Regions from separate parts of the Homo sapiens genome. Here regions 1 and 3 are each linked to region 2. The links are chromatin contacts, found by Hi-C in ENCODE. All regions are on one chromosome and are shown on one strand. Each heading gives the region's core, a stretch centred on a gene start or an enhancer-like site at or near the end of the contact. The rest is flanking DNA. Distances are from core to core; before and after follow the strand shown. Region 1 holds the start of ADCK2 (aarF domain containing kinase 2). Region 2 holds the start of UBN2 (ubinuclein 2). Region 3 overlaps CREB3L2 (cAMP responsive element binding protein 3 like 2).

Region 1 (2,763 bases), core at 258-2,757, 1.4 Mb before region 2:
TTCATTTTCCTCTATCAGACTATTCACACCGCCACTTCAAGCCAATAAATGAAACAGCTTGCATGAAATAAGCACTCAGATATTGGTCAGGCAAATAGAAATAAACGTGGGGGCGATTTGCATGGCGGTTGTTTCTGATCTGGGATAGCTCAGTGGGTAGGTGAGCTGTGAGCTCTCACAACACTTACTTTCACTGCCACGGAGATGAGGTTGGTGGCCTCAGGTTGGTGGCCAGGGACCTGAGCCCGAGACACCCCTGCATTTGATCCAACCAGGTCAGCTTTAGGGAGGAGCAGCCTTTCTAGAAACGACTGGTCTGCGAGATTTTCTGGAGGTTTCCGGCCATTTCCAAGGTATCCAAAGAGCTCTCTCAGCCCACCGACTGCCCCAGTATGTGAGAAGGGCGGCAGACAGGAGGCCCTGCCAAGTCTCTGGACGCTGTCAGTCTCCAGGAAGGCAGTGTTGGCGTATGCTTTGTACACCTGGGCCACGCAGCCTGAGCCCACAGGTTCCCGGTTCTCAAAAGAGAGGATGCTCCCCCAGTCATCCCCAAAAGCCTGCCGAAGGAAGCGCTCAGTGTGAGTCCACGGGTGGGGCGTCACTCGGACATGCAGCTTGGAAAATTGGGCACAGAAAGCCTCCGAAAACAGATCGCGCCGGGTGCTGGCCCACTGGCCCAGTTTGATGTAGGTTGGGCCTGAGGTCTCGGTGGCTTTCAGAAGCAGGTGGAGCCAGAGGGTGGAGACGCTGGGAGCCAGGTAGGTGAGGGGGTAGAGGAGTAGGAGGGGGAAGAATTTCACCAACAGAGCGCCGGCGCGAAGCCAGAGGCGGAGATGCAGGAAGACGCCGCCCAGAGGTCCCGCTCGGGGGAGGCTCTCCGCGGGCCCCGCGCCAGCCGCCCCGCTGCAGCGGACCCTTCGCCGACTCAGAACGTCAGGGGCCCCCTCACCCACGTCCCCGCACAGGGAGACGACCTTGGGCAAAGTGCCCAGCAGAAGCCAGCAGAGCCTGGCATCGCGAGGGCACTCGGAGGGCCTCAGGAGGCTGAGTCCCTGTCTGAGCTCGAAGCACCTCAGGTGCGACAGGCAAACCCTGACGGAGACGCGCCAGGGCGCCACCATCCTCCCGAGGCCCGCGGCCCAGGCGGCCCGCCCTCCACTTCAGAGGCGCCCGCTCAGGCGAGGCTGCGGTGAAGCCGAAGCCCGGCCCTGACCCCGCGGACGGAGCTGCCCATCTGGGCCGGATCCGCGCCCCGCTCCCTCCAGCACCTCGCCGGGCCTCAGGCCGGAGGCCCGCGCCCCGCCCGACACCCGCCGCGCCGCGCCGCGCCGCGCGGAAGGGGCTGTCAGACGGCACCAACTGCGGAACGGGAGGAGCCAGGACCCACGCGAAGCCAGGCCCCGGGCGCCCGCGACCTGAGCGAGGGGGCCGCGCGGGCGGAGGCAGGGGCCGGGCAGCCGCAGGGTCACCGTGCGCCCAGGGGCCAGTATGAGATCGCTGGGGTGGCGGGCACCAGCCCAGGGCGCGGGCGCAGGCGGGGGCCGGGAGGGCGGGGCGGAGCGTGGAGGGCGGGCGGAGCGTCGGGGGCGGAGCGTCGGGGGCGGGCGGGAGTGCAGGTGCAGGGAACCGAGGCACCGAGGGCTGTGGTGGAGCGGAGGGGCGCGGGAGATGGATGGGACGGGTTCGGCCACTAGGTTGAAACCGCCATTGCAAAATTATAACAGATAATGAAAGAGATCTGACCTAACCAACTCCATCTTGCTTCTAACCTCCAAGCTGTCCTTGTTCATTCCTGGGCGTTGGCTGAACTAACTTTGGGAGGAACTTAGTTTATACTTTATAGTTTAAAACAAAGATGATAACAGCCCTTTCTGAAAACAAACCTCCTTCTTGCCTGGGGAATAGACTGTCTTTGTAGGACTAACAAATTAACCAAAAGATTAGAAAGTATGATTTAGGAGTCAGGCAGCAAGGCTACAGTATTCTGACCCTCCCTAAACTGCTAATAAGATCAGTGCTCAAGATATTTTGCAGACCCTGCACTTGATGGATCAACTGACACCTACCAGATCGATAAACCAGGTCATCTGATCTTAGGCCCCCACTCCGGAACTAACTCAGCACAAGAGGACAGCTTCAGTTCCCTAAGATTTCACCTCCGACCCAACCAATCAGCACTCTCGACTCACTGGCCTTCCCCCACCCACCAAGTTGTCCTTAAAAACTCTGCCCAGTGTCCCGCGCAGCCTGATCTGTGTGAATTACTCCTTCTCTATTGCAATGCCCCTGTCTTGATAAATCGGCTCTGTCTAGGCAGCAGGCAAGGTGAACCCGCTGGGCTGTTACAGGGTGGCCGGTGGGGGCAGAGGGCTGGGTGCTGGGCGGTGAGGGTCGGAGGGAGCAGAGGGTCGGTGGCAGAGGCCCGGGCAGCCAGGGTCCCTTGACCCGCCCCTTAAAGAGGACGGCGACCCCAGGCCAAGACCACCCTGCCCTTGAGTCCTGGGTCCTGGGTAGCAAAACGCAAAGGCACCCTCTATGTCCCCCTCCCCATGTCTATCTTCCCACTGACTTCTTCGTATCTTTCATTATTCCAAAGAGCATGGCTGAAAAGTATGAAGGCAGGTTCTGAACACAGGTCCGCTTTTCAGCGGGGGTTGGGTAGGGGGGTGGTGTTGGATGGGGGTAACTGGGCTGCAGGAGTAGGAACTGGATGCTGTGTCCTCGGCTGCATTAATTCGGCAATTGTGTTGGACCTTGGGGAAA
Region 2 (2,776 bases), core at 2-2,501:
AAGAAAAATATCACAGGCACGCAAGCACACCTCAGCAGCCACGGCGCCCAGCAAAACAAACAGTGATGAGGATGAGGATGATACGAGAGGGGTTACACAATCTCTGCTTCAGACTGGGGGGCGTGTCCCCCAAGGTTTTCTCTTCCTTTCTACTGGAACGACAGCTGTAGCGCCACAGGGAGAACCCAGCCACACGGCCTGCAGGGCCCCAGGATTTTGTGTGGGGAGCAGAAAGGAAAGAAGGAAAATCTGAGGTTCCGAAAGGTGCACAAGAAAACGAGCTCGGCGCGGCGTTGGGAGCGAGTGCCGGGGGTTTGGGGATTCGGCGCAGCCGGGTGAGAGCCTCGGCCACCCTGGGGAGTGGAGAAAGCAGCGCTCACCGCCCCGTCCACCCGCTCGGCCCCGGCCCCCCGCACCCCACCCTCGGGGCGACCCGGACGCGCTCGGTGGGCGTCCCAAGGTGCAAACCAGCTGGGGAAGGCGGCGGGTCCTGAGGCTCCCGGGGTCTGGGGCAGGAGGGAAGAATCTTCTGTACCCGTTGTTCTCCGCACAGCAGCAGCTCCGGGTAACTGAACTCCACGCAGCTCTCGTCGGTGGGGTCCTTAAGCACCAGCTCCAGGCGCACCGTCTCCCTCGGCGGCCGCGGCGGCTGCTCAGCCCGGGAAGCCGACTCCCGCGGCGGGGGCGGCTGCAAGGGCAGCGGCGGGAACGGCGGCGGCGGCTCGGGCCGCGGGGGCTCCCGCTGCAGCGACATGGGCGGCTCGGCGCGGCTGACCTCGCGCTGGGGGAGCGGCTTCTCCCGCGACGGGGGCTGCGCGTCCGAGCGGGGGGCAGGCTCCCGCGGGGCCGGCGGCTCCGCCCGGGCCGGCTCGCGGTACGGCTGCGGCTCCAGCCGGGGGGGCTCGCGGGGGTACTCGGGCTCACGCTCGGGCCCCGGGTACTCGGCCTCGCGCCGCCGCACCGGTGACAAGCTAATGAACGCTACTCTGCGCGGCTCCGCCATCCCCACTGTTCTGGCCCTCCGCTTTTGCTCGAGCCGGCGCTCGCTTCTACGGCGCGCTGCGTGCCTGCCCGCCCTTCCTCTTGCTCTCTGTCGCTTTTCTTCCCTCCACCACCCTCAGCCGTCTCCGCCGGCGCCACGGTGAGTGCGGACCGTGTCCCCTTCCCCGCTACTACGTTCTGATGGGCTTCACCGCCATCGCCAGGGTCGCCGCGGCCGCCATGTTGGATCCCCCACATAAATAGAAGCAGGCCGCTGAGCGGGCGCATGCGCACAGAGGAGACGCTCGCGTCCACTGTCGTGGCTGTTGCTCAGTTTTCCTCTTTTCCTCCCAACAGTCTGGAGTCCAGACAGGTCGGCGGAAGTGACGACATGGCTCGGCCTGTTTCCGTGGAAACGGAGACGCCGTCTGCACCCTTCCTCAAAGGGAGGGTTCTGGGGTTTCCCGAGCAGTTTACTATTCGCACCCGGAAACCAGAGGCGCTCCAGGAGCTTCCCGGGGCTAGCATCGGGATGGGACTGAGACCGACCTAGCCATTGGCGCCGGGTCTCCCGTGCTGGGTTCAAGGGAATTGGGGTTGTTAGCTGATTATTCAAGGCGGACTCTGGGCAAGGGTAGAGAGACGCGCCAGCCGTTGTGCCTGCCCGCCCTGTGTCCCCGTAGCCTTAAGTATCGAGGGAAAAAAGGAAGTGCCCAGCTTCAGCCAGACTAGCCCCAGCGGCTTCCCTCCCGAAAGCGCAGGCCTCCCCTTCCTCGACCTACTCCGGTTTCCCTCGCCCGGCCGCAGTGGGCGTTGCGTGGGGCAGGGTCATTAAATGTTCAATAACGCTTTGCAGTTGGAAAATTAACAAGCAGATGAGGAGTTCTGGGCTCATTCAGAAGGCCTAAACTGCTGAAATCATAGAAAACTTCTTAAGAGGGTTTAGTGGTATTTCAGGAAACGTACTGTTTATGAGAATGCTAAAGGACCCATTTCAGGATGGGGAAGGAATTGATTGGGCACGCCCCATAGGCTCACTTGTAATTAATTAATTGGAAGTCGGGTTTAAAAGGATAAGAATTACTGGCCATTTTAATCCATTGAATAAAAAGTAAATTTGAGGGCTCGCCCTTCACATCCTGAAGGGAATCCAAGCCTTCTGTTAATTGCATTAACTATTGAAAGCTCTTTTATTAAGTCAGTGTGACGTCATTGACAAATTCTGAGAGGGTTCCGTTTTTTCCTCTCCTGTTATTACTTTCCCTACTTGGACGAAGATGGTGATGAAATCTATGATTCCAAAGGTCTCTCCCAGCTCTAAAACCCTATCTTTTCTACTCGGCGCCATGTTTTACCTACATTATCTCCTTCCCTATTGCTCCTTTTCTGATTCTGAATTCGGGTCTCATTTTTAGATTGCCTTAGTGATACTTAAATGACCTTTCTGCCTTCAGTCTCTGTTCCCACCAGTCTTGAGACGGGGTCATATTAATGTCTCTAAAAGAGTTTTTATTATATCGTTCTCTGTTCTGGCTGCAACTTACCTACAAACTGAGTTCTATGTATGTATACTCATATTCAATATCCTCCACAATTTAGCTCAGAGACTGCAAACTGGTGGTCTGTGGGCCAAATCCTTCTACAGGTGTGTTACTTATCCAACATTATCTTCTAACTTCTCACCCACTGAGTTTTCCAACTTTTTGATCCATAACCCACAGTAAGACATTTTACACTGTAACCTAGAATATACACCCATATATACATAACACATATGTGCATATGTGAAATATAA
Region 3 (3,223 bases), core at 89-2,588, 1.2 Mb after region 2:
GGAGAAAAGCCAGGAAAATTCCATCATAGGCTCCAAAATAGGGGAGAGTCGCTACAGAGTGGTCAGTACAAATAAGGGTTGAGTGTGCTATTCAGCTGACCGCCGAGTCCCCTGAGGACTTACTAGCATGTTAGCTCAGGGCGGTGTCTGTGTCTCTGTAGCCACAGGTCTTCTCTGTAGCAGACCTGTGTGCATGGGATGTGGCATTCTGCTGGGAAGGAGAGGCCTGGTTTCCAGGCGAGAGCACGAACTGCAGAAGGCCAGGAACTCAGAGTAAATGGACAAAGTGTAGAACACAGCGCTGCCTCTTTTGATTTTTTTGGAACAAGATTAATATCAGTCCTCAAAATTGGCATTGGAGACCATCACTGGTTCATTGGTGCTTGTGTAGTTTTATGAGGGTTCTTTCTTTCTCTCTTTCTTTTCTTTTTTCTTTCTTTTCCTTCCCTCCCTCCCTCCCTTCCTTCCTTTTTTTCCTTCCTTCCTTCCTTCTGTCTCTCTTTCTCTTCCTTTCTTGCTATGTTGCCCAGGCTGATCTTGAACTCCTGAGCTCAAGCCATCCTGCCCCCTCCACCTCTCAAAGTGCTGGGATTGCAGGCGTGAGCCACTGAGCCTGGCCTCTGAGGGTCCTTTCATCATTCTTCTCTCCAGATAAGTCCATCTATCTCTGGATGTCCTTCCCATCGGCTGGATGGAGTTTGTGCATGTGTCTGTTTTGTGACTGTGTCATTTGCAGTTCTTAGTTTTGGGGCTTTGCAAAAGGATAGCCTTTGTACTCATTAACCTGTTCAAGAGTGTTGGGATTCACCACATGACTCCAAGGTGTGAGTCTTTTCCTCTCTTTATTCTTCTGACTCTTCCACTAAGGAAGTATCAGGTGGATCCACTGAATGCCGAAAATGAGTTTGATCACAGAGGCATCAACAATATTCAAGTGGTAGAAACATAGAAACAAGCCCTAATTGGTTCCATTTTTGTATGACATAATAATAAGGACAGGTGAGGACAAATGGCTTTGTAATAAGAATATGAGCCTGCAGAAGGAACATTAAGTAAATAATTGTAGCTTCAAAGAAAATGAGCAGCTGCTGGCAATGCCCAGGTTTCAGGACCCGCAAAGGCACTCTGGCCAGACACATCCCTGCTCCCCTCTTGTGCCTCCCACGTGCCGTGGCTGGATTCTGGGTTCTGCCCTTGCTCTCTGTTTCACTGAATCTCTGTTCCTGTCATGGCCCTCAGGCCTGTCAGGGACATGAGGAACAGGTGTGGGAGGAGGAAGCCCTTCAGCTGGGCCTGAGGTCGGGCATGTGAGTACTGAGGACAGAGGTGGGTGCAGAGGAAGGAGAATTCTGCCTCAGACTGCACAGGGAGGAAAGGGCCACCCTTCACAGCCCAGAGCAGAGCAGGCTCTTTGAAGGAGACACAGAGTTTAGGATTCACTCCACAGTTTAGCTGTGTGGTGAATTAAATGGGTTTCTGAGGCCTGACTGGGAAACAGATGACTTTTTATCACATTATGTCAGTAAGAAAATGTCTTGTGAGTTTGAACCACCCGTGTTACAAACTTTTAAAAAAGGTAGAGAAAGGTGTGGTGGCTTATGTCTATAGTCCCAGCTACTTGCAGGAGGCCGGGGTGGGAGGATCGCCTGAGCCCAGGAGGTTGAGGCTGCAGTGAGCCATGATTGTGCCACTGTGCGCCACTCTGGGCAACAGAGCCAGATCCTGTCTCTCCAAAAACAGAAAGCATTTTAGAGCAGTTTTATGTTCACAGCAAAATTGAGCAGAAATACAAAAAGCTCCCGTGTATCTCTTGTCTCCCCAACACACAAAACCTGTCCCACCATCAGCATCCTGCTATTACAGACTTTTGGCATATGGAGTCATAAGCTGGGGTCACCTGTGGCAGCTTTTGATTTAAACTTAATTTTTAGAGATTAGTCACAGATAAGCCTCCCTTTGTAGTCCAGCAAGAAGCCAGATTGGCCACAAAAGCCTTGAACACCGAAGACTGTATCCTGTTTTTTGTTTTTTGTTTTTTTTTGCTACTGAAAACTTATTCAAACGACTAGGCACAGACCTATAGATTTCAGTACCATTAAAAAGTCAAACTGTGGTGCGGCATTTCCCTCCCTCTTTCCAGTTACAGATGACTTAGGCAGTAGATGTTATCCTTTGGAAAGAGATGGGATCTAGTGAGGAAACAGTATATATTTTTTGTAACCAAAGAACCTGACTCCGATCTTTGTAGTTTTGACTTTTTACTTCCTACCCCTGAATGGTATTCATTTCTGAGGCACTGCCAGGAATTGTTTTTCTGGTTCCACTCTGGGTTTGCAAGCTTTCTCTCCAGGCTCTCCTGCAGCCCAAGACCCATGTTGGAGCCGCTGGGAGAGCTGGGGCAGTGGGCTGAGGAGGCCAAGGCCCAAACCAGCTCCAGGCGAACAGCTGCAGCACAGCTGTGATGTTACCTGCATGGTGCAGTGGGGTCGCCCTTGGGCTCGAGGCATCATGTTCTAAGGCAGTCTTCACAGACACGTTTTCTTGTGTGCTAAGAGAGGGGCAGAAACGTAGCTGCCAAAAAACCATTTGGTTTCTCAGCTGTGTTTACAAGCTGAGGAACATGAGGCACGTCGAAATCCAGTGTTTCCTTTTGACTGAAATACAGACTTCTAGGAGGACACTGAAATGAGGGTGGGATGGCTGGGTAGATGGAGCATGAGGAAGTTTCAGCTTCTTATTCCCACCCTCCCAGTTTCGGTGTGGGATTCTGACTGTCCTCTTGTCTGCAGATTGCTCAACCACTGGAAAAGGCAGTTGGTAGGAGGAGCAGGGATTTTGCGGTCAGCACAACTTCATAGCCCTTATCACCACTGGCAAATGATTTCTTTAGTATCCCCGAGCCCTGCTGTCATGGCAGTCATGGAAAATGATGATATCTGCATGGTGCTTTGTGTCAAAGTAATGGATGAGCCTAATCATAGTGGGTGGAATCCATCTCAGGGGTGCAGTCGCTCCAGCCTCTGCTGCCAACTTGCCCTCCTTCCCAGTCCCATGGAGCTGGGGCACTCCCCGGCATACCTGTTGGGAAGCCCTGATAAGTGTGCTTGTCTGTTTTCTCGTCTAACAAAATGGAAACACCGTGAAAGCAGAGACTTTCTTTTATTCACTGCTGTTTATCTCCAGCTAACAGAACAGTGCTGTGCGCATGGTAGGTGTCCAGTAA

What was found. Hi-C counts contacts between places; a loop is a spot of excess contacts on that map. Pooled maps may share reads with other maps.
Region 1: a pooled map shows a loop between it and region 2 (5-fold over the local background). The contact joins the promoter of ADCK2 here to the promoter of UBN2 in region 2. A Hi-C loop is called at or near these places in 4 of 50 pooled maps.
Region 3: a loop to region 2 is called in a map with no recorded cell type, with 5 times the contacts of the local background. The contact joins the enhancer-like site here to the promoter of UBN2 in region 2. A Hi-C loop is called at or near these places in 1 of 168 maps with a recorded cell type or tissue (CD8-positive, alpha-beta T cell), 1 of 37 single-sample maps with no recorded cell type and 2 of 50 pooled maps.

The regions. Positions count from the first base shown.
Region 1 is chr7:140,671,689-140,674,451 of GRCh38, reverse strand. It overlaps ADCK2 (aarF domain containing kinase 2), which reads right to left and starts at 1,507. Exons shown (of 8, transcript NM_052853.4): 1 at 189-1,507. The coding sequence starts at 1,121. RefSeq lists a silencer at 1,113-1,572.
Region 2 is chr7:139,229,712-139,232,487 of GRCh38, reverse strand. UBN2 (ubinuclein 2) reads right to left here and starts at 1,251. Exons shown (of 18, transcript NM_173569.4): 1 at 536-1,251. The coding sequence starts at 1,003. RefSeq lists silencers at 35-294, 241-460, 671-920 and enhancers at 1,091-1,230, 1,311-1,470.
Region 3 is chr7:137,986,208-137,989,430 of GRCh38, reverse strand. All of the region lies in intron 1 of CREB3L2 (cAMP responsive element binding protein 3 like 2), which reads left to right. Among named protein-coding and RNA genes, the nearest start is that of CREB3L2, 14 kb to the left of the region's middle. RefSeq lists enhancers at 1,399-1,508, 2,641-2,710, 3,041-3,190. Within about 2 kb of position 1,338, at least 14 of the 41 ENCODE cell types and tissues checked have a DNase peak (open chromatin) inside an H3K27ac peak, as active enhancers do.